Linked DNA regions of Homo sapiens: region 1 is linked to region 2. Evidence: read pairs that join two places in POLR2A ChIA-PET (ENCODE). Cell type or tissue: PC-9. All regions are shown on one strand. Each heading gives the region's core, and the rest is flanking DNA. Links, peaks and the distances in the headings are about the cores only.

Region 1 (6,245 bases), core at 376-5,375, 730 kb after region 2:
ACAGAAACTCCACCAAAGAGGTAAAAGATAAGGAAAAGCATACCAGACAACAATTAATTGATACAGAGAAACTCCTGAGATGAAATGTGCGTATTTGCTGAGCATTTTTAAGGCATTCCCAGGCCTTTTAGGTCATTCTGGACTGTTTCTCTGCTTTTCTGAGCTATTTCAATGACAGTAGTAGCTTCCTTTGTATCCTATTTTTGCAAAAGGTGTATCTGCCTGCTATGGTTTGAATGTTTTTGGCCCCTCCAAAATTCACATTGAAACAGAATTCCTAATGTAACAGTATTAAGAGGTGTGGCCTTTAGGAAGTGATTGATTCAGAACCTTCATGAAAAGGATCAGATGCCCTTATAAAATAACTTGACAGAGAGAGTTAGCCGTTTTTGCCCTTCCATCCCTTCTGCCACGTGAGGACATAGTGTTCTTCCCCTCCGGAGGGTGCAGCAACAAGGTGCCATCTTGGAAGCAGAAAGCAGCCTTCGCCAGACACGAATCCTGCCCACACCTTGATTTTGGACTTTCTAGCTTCCAGAGCAGTGAGAAATAAATTTTTGTTCTTTATAAATTATAAATACAGATTTATAAATCTTTATAAATTATAAATATTTATAAATTTATAAATTTATAATATATTTATAATATATAAATATATACAATATTTAATACTTTAAATAAAATATTTAATTTAAATATTAATATTAAATATTTAATTTAAATAAATATATAATTTAAATAATTTAAATATAATATTTAAAGATAAATAATATATAATTAATATATAATAAATTTATAAAATATAAATTATAAATAAATTTATAAATACAGACTTATAAATCTTTATAAATTATAAATACAGATTTATAAATTATCCTGTCTCAGGTATTTTGTTCTAGAAGCACAAATGGATTAGGATACTGCCTTTAGAAGTGTATATACTGTGCACAGAAAACCTCTGGAAAGTTATGCCCCAATGTTAATAGCAGTTATTTATGAGAATGGGATTTGAGATCTTTTTTTCTTTTTTCTTATTTGCATACACTGATTTTCCTAAAATAAACAAGTAAGCAAAAATAAACAAGTAAGCATGCATAACTTGTGTAACTCCTTTGTTTCTACACTGTCGCCCAGGCTGGAGTGCAGTGGCACGATCTCGGCTCACTGCCTCCTCTGCCTCCCAGGCTCAAGCCATCCTCCCACCCCAGCCTCCTGAGTAGCTAGGACTACAGGCACATGCCACTACACCCAACTAATATGCTTTTCCGTATTTTGTTTTTATAGATCTGGGGTTTTGCCATGTTTCCAAGGCTGATCTTGAACTCCTAGGCTCAAGCTATCTGCCTGCCTCAGCCTCCCAAAGTGCTGGGATTACAGGCATGAGCCACTGTGCCTGGCCAATTTTTAGTTTTATTTTTTAAACAGAAATTAACCTCAAAATCCCATAGACTTGAGTTTCATCCCGAATCAAAAAACCAAAGCCCAAATCAATCACAGTCCCCTGAACACCAACCACCTCGTGATGGAGCTGCAATCAGAGCAACTGCATTTTCTCTTCCTCAGTGAGATCTGTGAATACCTAAGACTTGAATGCATGGTGTGACTATAAAGCCACGCCTGAGTTTTCTTAAACACTCGAGAACTTATAAATTCAAGAAGTGCTGTCTTTCAAAGTCACTCTGCTTGTTTCAGCTTTGAATTTCCTCCATGAAATTGTCTTCAGAGCTGGTTTAGTAACGCCAAAGAAAATAAATTTCATTATAATTCAGAAGAAACACTTGCTTAAGTCACAGTCTTATTCCTCTTTTCATGCCCTCTTTCTTAGTGTTCTTTATTTTTATTGCTAATGTGTTTGACTAAGACCTCAAGGTCCTATTGTTGAAAACCTGGGGAAAAGAGTGTGGGAAGAGGTTCTGAGGCATAATAAAGCCTGGGGCTTGGGGAGGAGTACAGGGAGGGGGCTGGACAGTTTGAATGTGAGGCCCAAAAGTAAGGTGACCATATCATTTATCACCCCATTCTGGTATACTTTTGAGTGTGAAAGAGTCATGATTAATAATCATGTCAGGTCAACCAGGATGTATGATCACCCTATGTGAATAGGGAGAAAGTCAGGAAGGCACTCTAATATTTGTCCACTTGGGCTACCTTTAGGGCAAGAGATGCACCAGTATAACTGACCAAGGGCCATAAATGTGAATTGCCGGAAGTGGAGGATGGCTTCTATTTGAGGATGGAGCTATCATTACATTTGATCATTGGGACAGATCCATCTTTAATTTAGGGAAATCTTATTCAGTGAAAAAGTTACATTGAATTTCTTGAAAGTACTTCTAATAGGTTAAAAGATTTTGTGACTACTTACACATTCAGATACTCCTTGGAAATGAAAAGATTTTTAAGGCATTATAATACACCCACCCACCTACACATGTTCTTGTCACCTTCTAAGACTCCACCATAACCCTGGAATTCTCACATTTCCTTCTCCCCTCAAAAGACTGACAAAAGATTAAACAGCCAACAAAATCCCCCTAATTGCATGGTCATTCAGTCTAAGTTGTTCTCCCATTCACTGCCTTATAGTCTGTTCTTTTGTCTTGTGTTTTCCATCTGTGCAAAGCTGCAGTCTCATTGAGTTTGTTGGCTTTCCCACTTAAGTTGTTTATTGTACCAAATCTCATTCATTCTGGTGGAAATCAGCCTGTAACACAAGGGTCCATGCCATATATGTTAAATATTGCTTTGTTTTTTAAGCCACTGCTTATTGTAACACACATCTTACCAAATTCAAAAAGCAAGAAATCTACAAATCTTTCTTTCAATAGTTTCAAAGTTAACTTTATTACCCATAATACATACTTCTAAAAGAATGCCAGAATAGCTGAATTCATACATTTCACAAAAATTTATTGAGTTCCTCTTTTTTGTAGGTGCACTAGGAGAAATCACACAGTTCCCTACCTCAAGGCTCTCACAGCAAACAAATCTAAAAAAATGATTGAACTGTATACTTAACATTTGTGTACTTTAGGTAAATTATACCTCAATAAAAATATAAATAAAACCAATTTTGCTATATGCTATGGGCTTTTATAGGTCAAGAAAATTGATCTTTGGATTCTCATAACACATTTTTTTAAACAGGCTACTTATTTTAGATATTTATTTTTCCCCGAGTAGAATGGATTAATTACAAGTAATGACATTGGATCAGTCTTGCCTCTTTTAAGCATAGGCCTTTACTGTAATCTGCTTCCAAACAATCCCAATAAAATCGTTGATTTTAAGAGTCAAAAAGTTGCTCAGAGCCTTCTTCAGGGACTCTTAACTTTTTCTGCCACATGGATCCTTTGAAACTCTGATAAAAGCAAAGCTATAGACTTCCTCCCTGGAAATATACACATGCACCAAGATTTTGGGATAAACACACCACTGAAAACCATGCAGGGACCACTTAGGAACCCAAAGATCTCAAATTAAGATCCACTGAGATAACACAATCCTTTTCCTCCAGATGAAAGCAATAGACCCAGGGAGCGAAAACAGCCTGTTTAGGGGCTGAAGACAGAACCCAGCCTTCTGATACTGCTTACTCCACTGTCTCTTTAGATATCATTAAGTTCCCTTGGCCCCCAAAACTCCCATCTGTGGATCCCCTGAGTTTAGAAGAACTTCCACAGTACCTTGTAGCCTACCTTTTATAACTGGAGTCACGCCGGAAGCTGGTCAAAGTTTACCTTTTACTTATTGGAGAACAACAGGTACAAAGCAGAGTTTCTTATATTAAATTGGGACATTTTTCTCTTTTTTTCCTCAAAACCGAGAATGGAAGTGAAAATTAAAATCCAGCAATAAAGGGTTTTCTTTTTAGTTTAATGAAATCAACTCTAAAATTTGCTTTTATTTATATTCTGAAATTTAAAACTTTGTTCTTCGTTGATCTTTATAACATTGGAAAGATTGAACTTACACTTTGCTCTGTGAATCTTTCAATGGTTTGTGACCAAACCATAAATTTCAACCCGACCCAGGAAATTTCTGCGACTTGTGCCCACCCAGTTTTGCAGTTTGGAACAGAATTCTTGCTCCCAATCCAAATAGAGACTGAGAGAAATGAAAGAGGACCCAGAAAGCCTTTTCTTCTCTGTGAAAGGCCTGATCCTAAGTGGCGCAATCAATAAAGAAAAGGGTTCAAGGTGCAGCCTACAAATTTCTTAGAGTTTAATGTGTTCAGGTTGAGGTGGAGAAATTACATAAACCTGTGAATAGACATGGAATAGAAGCCATGTGTATATGCATTCTGTCCCTAAAGGTTTTGCTAGGTACTTACTAAGCTATTCCTTCTGTGCAATCATCTTTCGTTTTTCTACTTGTATGGATGAAAGCCTACCTTCACTGAACACTTCACCTTATGTGCCAGCTATTGTTCTAAACCCATTACATTATTTAATCTTCACGACAATTCTTTAAGGTAGTCTTATTACTATGCTCATTTTATAGATGAGCAAACAAGTTTTCAGGGGTCAAGAAATTTGAGCAAGTTCACATTAACTTGTAAATCACGAAATTGAGCATCAGATACAAGCATCTGGCTGCACTTCCTGAGTTTGTACGTCCTACTCTCATAAAATAGATACATTGAAGACTGAGAAAGAATACTGTTGGCCGATTCCTCAGGCAATAATTTTTTCGATATTGTATTGTTGTCTCAGAAACCTCCAGCCTCTCTCATTGATGGACGGTAGGAGGGGCACATGGAGTGGACCAGGAGTGGGCAGGAGTGGGGTGGGGGCGTGCTTTTAGAAGCGTTTCGGGGGAACGACAAGGCGCGGGTCGTAGAGGTCTACCCTCTCTGCAGTCCCAGCATGGCTCCTGGAGCTCTCTGGGCGGCCGCTGACCCCGACATCGCGGCGGCCCGCCCCCAGCGCCGCGCTGCCCAATCAGCGGCGCGGCCTGGTGCCCCGCCACTCCGCGCCGGCCATATAGGCCTCCTCCTGGCGCGCCTCCGCACCGCATTGGTGGACCGGCCCCCAGCCCGTCCATGGGCGTTGTGGCCGCCACCGCAGGTTCCGCCTCCCGTTCCCTCCGCCCTCAACGTACGTCGCACCGCCTCTCTGTAGCCGCCCGCGGAGCATCGCAGCCGGCCCGGGCCCCCGCCAGCCTCCCTCCTCGCGTCCCTCGGTGTCCTCCGCGGGCCGGCGCGATGCGGCTGGGCCCGAGGACCGCGGCGTTGGGGCTGCTGCTGCTGTGCGCCGCCGCGGCCGGCGCCGGCAAGGCCGAGGAGCTGCACTACCCGCTGGGCGAGCGCCGCAGCGACTACGACCGCGAGGCGCTGCTGGGCGTCCAGGTGAGGCGGCCAGGCCGGTGCTGGGAGGGCCGGGCCTCGCACCGCGGCTGCCGCGGGCTTTGTCCCGGGACAAAGGGGGGCGGCCGGGCGAGGCCTGGCAGGGGCGGCCTGACAATGGGGGCCGGGCGGCGCGGCACTCGCTCTCTGGGGGTCCTGGGGCCTGGAAAGCCTGAGGAGATAGCACGGCCCAAGAGCTGGATCCCTTCTACCCCTCAGATCATGGAGGGTGTGTAGGGGGTAGGGGCCTTGAAGTGCAGGTGCGGGTCACCCCGAAACCCTTTGGCAAGGGGGTCTTCTAGTAGCCCTGTTTTTCTCCACCATTTTGCCCCACTGATAGTAATGCTTGGCCCTCCTGTGTGTCGCTTCCCCCTAAAGGAAGATGTGGATGAATATGTTAAACTCGGCCACGAAGAGCAGCAAAAAAGACTGCAGGCGATCATAAAGAAAATCGACTTGGACTCAGATGGCTTTCTCACTGAAAGTAAGGACTGCCCTACACGACTAACAATGGAGACAAACACAAATATGTTAAGCAGCGGTGTCTGCTGAATGTATAGATTGCTAGTGTCCCAAGTTGGAAGTCCTGTGAGAAGGAGAAAAGGACATGGAGAATAGGCTTTATACTTACAAATCTTTAGACACTGAGAACCAAGTAAAACTCGGTGCTTTCTCCAGTTATATATAAACATCATTGACCCTGTACTCTATGTGGAAGTCACACCTTGAGACACCCTCTTTCTCACGTGACTTTTGTTAGTGTCAACAATATGATTTATTTTAGAGAAATATGCCCCAAAACTTTAAGGCAGTAAATGATTTATCGCTCTTTTGATATATGCTTCATTTAAATTTTAGGAATTTGCTTCTTTTTTTAAGCAAGTAGAAAAAGACCTGT
Region 2 (6,245 bases), core at 788-5,787:
CCCTCTGGGGGCTGGGAGTGAGAATCTGTCCCACGCCTCCCTCTGGCTCCTGGTGGCGGCTGGCAATCCTTGGCATCCATGGCTTACAGTAGCATCACCCTGCTCTGCCTTCATCTGCACATGGCGTCCTCTCTATGCACATGTCTGGGTCTAGATTTCCCTTTTTTATAAGGGCCCCAGTCATATAAGGACCTCATCTTAACTAATGACATCTGCAACCGCTTTCTTTCCAAGTAAGACCACATTCTGAGGTACTAGGGGTTACGGCTTCAACATGTGAATGAAGAGGGGGTACCCATTCAACCCTTAAGAGGGGGCAGGCACATAAGACCCCTGACGATCTTGCCCCGGGCTGCTTCCCCAGCCTTATCTCCTTCCACCCCAGCTTGCCTTTCATTCTAGAGGAATGGAACAACCTTTAGTTCTGTAAATGTTCTGTACGGTTTCTGAGTCTCTGCATGCTGTTCATGGGATGGCCCAACCTGCCTACCAGACTTCTCTTCATGCTTAGAACCCATCTTAGAGTAAGCTCCCAGATCTCCACACCGTTCCCTGGCAACCTTACACCGACTCCCAGGTCCGGATCCTGCCCCACTGCCAGGAGCGTTTATGTGTGTCTCCCCTCTAAACTTACTTCAGGGCCTGCCTCAGTCAGGTCTCCATAGAGTTTGTTGCATTGAATGTAATCTTCAAGCCGGTAACTGATCAAAGAACAAAATAAGGCTGTCTGACATCACTTGTTCTGGTGTGGAGCCCTGCGTCTTCTCTGGGAGCTGAGGCCAGTCAGCAGTAGTCCACCCCAGAAACCCCACTCTTGGCTTTCAGCCTCTAGGCTTGTGCTTGTGGAATCCACCTTCTTATTCTTTTTGAAAGTTCTTCTGGAAGGTGGGAGCAATTTTTGCCCACTTCGCCTGGCTTCCTAAGGATGAAAGGAGCAGATTTACCATCTCAGCCCATTTCAGGATCTTCCTCTGTGACAGCCTCCTGGCTCTGCCCACAGCCCATCTTGAGGCTGCACCTCAACTCACCTGGGGCTTGGGCCTGCCCCGTGTTGTTCTTTCTGCAGGTCTAAGCACTCCCGGTACAGCTGCTCTCCGCAGCACCTCCTCTGTCTCTCTCATCAGGGTCATTGGCTTTAGAGCTAACAGCACAGCCCTTGTTGTCCCTCAGCCAATGACCTATAAGACCCTGAACGCCAGATGCCACATTTGAGCACACAGGGGAGCCAAGATCTGGGCTTGGAGGTTCCACAAAGAAACCAAGCCTTTAAAATACTCCTGCACATTCTAGGAGTGCTCTGAAGCTTTCAGTCCTGCCTGGCCCTCCTGCTCCTCCTCTCTCTGCAGCCCCCATAGTGGGCAACTTCCAGGAGGAGGAGGAGGGAGGCAGGGGCAGAAGGGAGAAAGCAGGTCAGAGTTGAAGGCCACTTGGGGGAAACTGATAGGCTATGTGTCACCAGCAGGATGTCACGGGGTCTGCAGTGTCCCTGCTAACCCTCCTGGAAACTAAGGTAGGGGATATCTGGATAGGGCAGGCCCAGGCCTCCCATAGAGGTGCCAGACACACACCCTGGGAGCAGGTGCAGATGCTTCTCCGTCCAGCCCTGGGATCCCCCTGCCCACTCTTCCCTGCTTCTTCTGGGGTGTCTCCTGGGTACCTCCCGGCTCTGTGGATACTGCCTGCCCCAGCCTAGGCACATTGTTTCACAGCCAGCCCCAGAGCATCAACAGCAAAGCCAGTGCCTCCAAGGCAAAGGGCAGAACACAGGGCTGGCGAGGAACACACATGATTCACAGCCTCGCATGGTCCAGGGACACAGGGCATCCCCCAGCTGATCTCTCCTTGACCAGGAACTGTGTCCAGGGAGGGATTTTCATGACATTAGAAATTATGGCTGGACAAGCTGAGAGCACTGTAGGCTACTCTGGAGATGAAGTAAGGGCAGTGCTTGTTGCTAACTAACTGTGACCTTCAGGCCAGCGAGGCTCTGAGGCCCACCTCATGCACAGGACACAGACAATCCAGGGATTAACCTACAGACATGAGCTGTGAGTCACAGAGCCTCGGGAGGGCCGTGTGTTTTGCAGGGTGGGGGAGGGCAGCCCAGGAGGGCGGGGTGCCAGCCCCAGCCGTGAGGAGGAAGCAGCTCCACAATCTCAACAGTTGCCAGCAGGTCACAGTCAGACAACGCCAAGCAGCTTCTGTTTAGACTTGCTGTAGCACAAATCATTTTTAAAACCTAGGCTGCAGAGTTCCAGGCTTTGGGGCCTGCCAAGTTCACAGTGCCCCTGTGTAGTCATTAATACTTCTCTCCCAAATTTATTAGTCTTGAAGCTCGCCCATAACTTATGAATTACAGCCCCTGGTGGGAGTGCCACGGATTTCACCATATATCACAGGGAACCTTCGCGTCCCCCACGCTGCTGCAGCATCCAGAGACACTGCCGCAGGGGTGCATGCGGCCAGCCTGCTCTGTGCCAGCCTCTGCCAGGCAGCCCCAGGGGAGGGAGCTGAGCTGGCACCAGTGCTTGTCCTTGGAGAGGAGCGGGCCTGGCTGATCATGAAGGCAAGGCTTTCCACTGGCCTCTAAATGTGTGGGCCTGACCGGGACACTGGGGACCCCAGGAACCCCAGGGCTGTAGGACTAGATCTGAAAGAGCCTCAGGCAAAGTAGCATTTGAAGCAACCGGAGGGACATGGGTTTAGAACTGAGGTCTGGGTTTGAATTTCAACTTGACTTTGAACAAGTTACTTCTGTGATCAGGGCTGGCTTCATGGATGCATGACCTGTGTGGTCACACAGGGCCCTAACTTTGGTTCACTGCTCTGCTGTTACCCTCTTGAAATTCTTAATACTTTTAAAACAAGGGACCTAGAAATTATGTAGCTGGTCCTGTCTCAGTCTTAGTGTTTTCAAAATGAAACAGGTGTAGAAGTTCTTCACTGAGAAGGATTGAGCATTTAGTCATATGCACAGCTCTCATCCCTTGTATACAGTAGGCGCTCAGTGAATATTAGTGCCCTCCCTTGGTGAGGGCTGCCAAGCCATGGAAGAGCAAGTTGGAGTTTAGGAGCAGGAGCCCAAACCAGGAATCAGAGCCTTGCCCTGGGCTTTGGGGCCTGGGTCTGCACAGGGCATGTGGTTGGCGCCCCATGCCCCTCTGCCACACCACAGTCCATGCAGCCTGGCCAGTCCCCACCACCTCCAGGAAGCCTGGCCCAGCTGACTCACCACCCTTTCTCTCCACCTCTGCCTCCTTGCTGGGCAGGTCGGGGGCTCCACCCAAGGGGTAAAACCCACATAATGAGCATTGGCACCGCTGCACTTGACGGGCTTTTAGGAGGATTAGTCAGGTTGGGTTTGCAAAGTGCTCACACCCTGGGAAGAAAGGCGCCAGGCAGCAGAGAGCAGCTGCCACAGAAAGCACTGAGACTTTGGAGCCAGGGGTTCAGGGAGGCAAGGGATGGCCCTGGGCTAAACATTCATGATCTCAGGGACTCTTTCCAGTTCACCAGCAGAGTAGGCATTTGCTATCCCCATTTTATGGATGAAGAAGCTGAAGCTCAGAGTGGCTAAGGGATCTACCTAAGGCCACACAGCATGTGCCCTGCAGAGCCGGGTTGGCCCTGGGTCTGTTTTGTTCTGAAGCCTGTGTTTGTGCCCATTCTTTCCTGCCCCTCCACGGACTGCACAGCACAGTCCCTTGGGGGTTCTTCCTGTGTGTCTCTAGGACTCCTCAGGGCTGAATCAAAGCAAACTCCCGGGGGCAGGGGCTTATTCTTAGATGGAAGGTGGGCAGCCCTGTGTGAGGCCAACAGTGTGGCCCATTCCCAGCCATAAACATCTGTGTCTGCCTCCCTTGCCACCCCTTCGCTCCCAGATCCCCCAGTCTCTCTGTAGGAGGAACCAGGGTGGGCAGTGAGACTTCCTACTGAGTGTGTGGTGACTCCATGGCTCCCTGGAGTAGGGGTGGAGGCTGGGAAGTCCCACAGGCCTCTGATCCAACCATAGTCTTCTGTCCAGTCCAGCCTAATGGTACTTGGCATATGCCAAACTCCATGCCAAGCACCAGGGAGACAGTAAAATGTGGCTTCTGCCCTCCAAGGCCCTTGGTCCCCCTCTGTGGGTGAAGACAGAACCGCAGCCCAAGTGTTCAGTTCTGGAAGAAGAGGATCCACCAGCCTGCATGACACAAGACAACAGGCAGGCCCGGCCTCAGCACCATTAGAGAAGTCCAGGCCAGCCTGGCTCTCAGACTCACGCCTTAAAGCTCACTCCAAGGCCCTGTGTGGGTCCAGGTCTGGAGCAGAGGGAGTAGGGACAGGGAGAGCAAGTGCAGACTGAAAAGACCCCTCATGGCCACCTAGGGACCTCGGCTCTGTGTCAGGCACATCCCGGGAGCAAGTAATCTAATTCATTGAACCCACAGGCAGGGCAGGAGTCCAAAGGGTAAACCATGAAGTCCAATCTAGGACTGGTCACAGGGCCAGGGGTCCCTCAACTGGTCACAGACTTGGTGGAAGTCAAAGTTGTTGGTAAGAGAGAGGCACTAAAAAGTGCCAGGGAACCAGTCACCAAGATGGAGGCGGATGGAGAAACCGAGTTCTATTTTGGACATGTTGAGTCAGAGGTAGCTGGAGGCCAGCCAGGAGTTGTCCGGGGACGGTCGGCCAGACCAGTCCGAAGCTCAGGAGGGATGTCTGGGCTGAAGGACTCAACTATGTAGGCAACACAGAGAAAGGAGAACGATCTAATACCTTGATAGACTGAGCCAGGACTCAGGATGTCTCCAGCAGGCTGACCCTCTGGGCTGAGCCCAGCAAGCTGATGTTTGCCCAGGGTGATGAGCCCTCCTTGGGGGTTACAATGAGTACAGGGTGGGGAAGGCCTGGTCTGGCCTCAGCTCCTGCAGAGAAGACCTGGGTGTCCGTGCTGGCCACAAGCTCCACATGAGTTGGCAGAGGAGGGCAGTTTCTGAACACGCTCGGAGGATGTGAGGGTGCATTAGGGCAGTGTGATCACATCGGATCTCGGGGCACTTGGCACAGTCTATTCAATAATCACGGCCTTTTAGCACAGGGGCAGGGAGATCAGTGTGTGAAGTGCGGACCCCTAGGTCTGGAGCTTTGAGAGTAAACACTAGTCCCTCCCTCCCATTCTGGTCACAGCTGGAGCCCATAGTGAAACGTTCAGGGTGGAAAGGCTGGGAAACCAGGGAGGGGTAGAGAATGCACAGGGGCTTTCCAAGGAAAGGAGACTTCCCAGGAGGGATGTGAGGGGCTTTTTAGGTGGTGGAAGGGCTGTCATGTAGACCGTGAGTAGAAATGGGCTTGTCCTTGGTACCTGTGTGGAGGGCAGGACCAGGACCTGTAAGCCTCACACATAGTAGGCCTTCCTGATTAAATGCTAATGGGCCGTTTGACCAGGAGTTGACGTCCCTGGAAGGCCCCGACTGTGCTCCCCGCAGACAGGGACTCCTGGGCTCAATACATGGCAGAGGGTGGGCTCACTGTGACTCCACTGAGCACAGATGAATGAGAAGCTGCCCAGGAGCTGATGACCAGAGCTGCTCCACTTCCTTAGAGGTGTGCAGGCTGTGGTGGAGACAGCCCTCTCAGGCCGGTATCCAGGGGACTCCTGTACTGGGGACTGGCCAAGATGCCTCCAGTCCCTTCGCACTCCGCTGTGACTCTGTCACCTCTTGGAACTTCAGAACCATCTGCCTGGCCCCATCACAATCTGAAAGAGCCTCGCCAGCGCCATCGGGGTACAGATGAAGAAACTGAGGCCCAGAGAGGGGATGGGACCTGCTTGAGCCCCCATGGCAGGCCAGTGGCAGCACAAGGACAACTCAGCATCTGGGATTTTCTCATTTACCCTGGCCTCCTCCTGCAAGTGGCTCTTGGGTTAAGGTTTCGCTGCTCTGTGGATACTTTAGCTGAGCTCATTGTCCTACTCACATCACATGGCCCTCTGGAGTCCCTGCGGGTGTGGTCTCAGGATAAAACCAAGATTGACCAGATCCCCCAACCTGGCCCACAGGGCCTGGGGGTCCTGAGCCTCCAGCTTGCAGGGATCAGTTACCCCTGGCTTCCCAGGGCAGCAGCCAGGCTAGACAGCATTGGCAGTACACACAGCGTATGGATGCCCAGCTGCAAGAAGAGTGTAGCTGGCTGATGAGGAGCAGGGCCTGGAGCCAGCCCGGGGCCCTCCCTCAACCCCAGCGTTAGTGCAAAACACACCT

The links. ChIA-PET counts read pairs that join two places held together with the same protein. Peaks named below come from ENCODE experiments on the same cell type or tissue, not always from the same donor. Only the 100,000 strongest peaks of a DNase experiment are listed, where the experiment ranks them.
Region 1: POLR2A ChIA-PET joins it to region 2 with 6 read pairs; 2 of 35 experiments call an interaction of 5 or more read pairs at or near these places.

Annotation. Positions count from the first base shown.
Region 1 is chr15:76,926,636-76,932,880 of GRCh38, forward strand. RCN2 (reticulocalbin 2) reads left to right here and starts at 5,114. Exons shown (of 7, transcript NM_002902.3): 1 at 5,114-5,350; 2 at 5,726-5,831. The coding sequence starts at 5,207. RefSeq lists a silencer at 4,807-5,556. In PC-9, for the core only: no CTCF peak of the experiment used is centred there; a DNase peak (open chromatin) is centred at 5,026; H3K4me3 peaks cover 1,317 bases.
Region 2 is chr15:76,194,619-76,200,863 of GRCh38, forward strand. All of the region lies in intron 9 of TMEM266 (transmembrane protein 266), which reads left to right. Among named protein-coding and RNA genes, the nearest start is that of ETFA, 110 kb to the right of the region's middle. RefSeq lists enhancers at 1,460-2,021, 2,022-2,581, 2,582-3,141, 4,341-4,985, 4,986-5,629. In PC-9, for the core only: no CTCF peak of the experiment used is centred there; DNase peaks (open chromatin) are centred at 2,103 and 3,313; H3K27ac peaks cover 2,058 bases.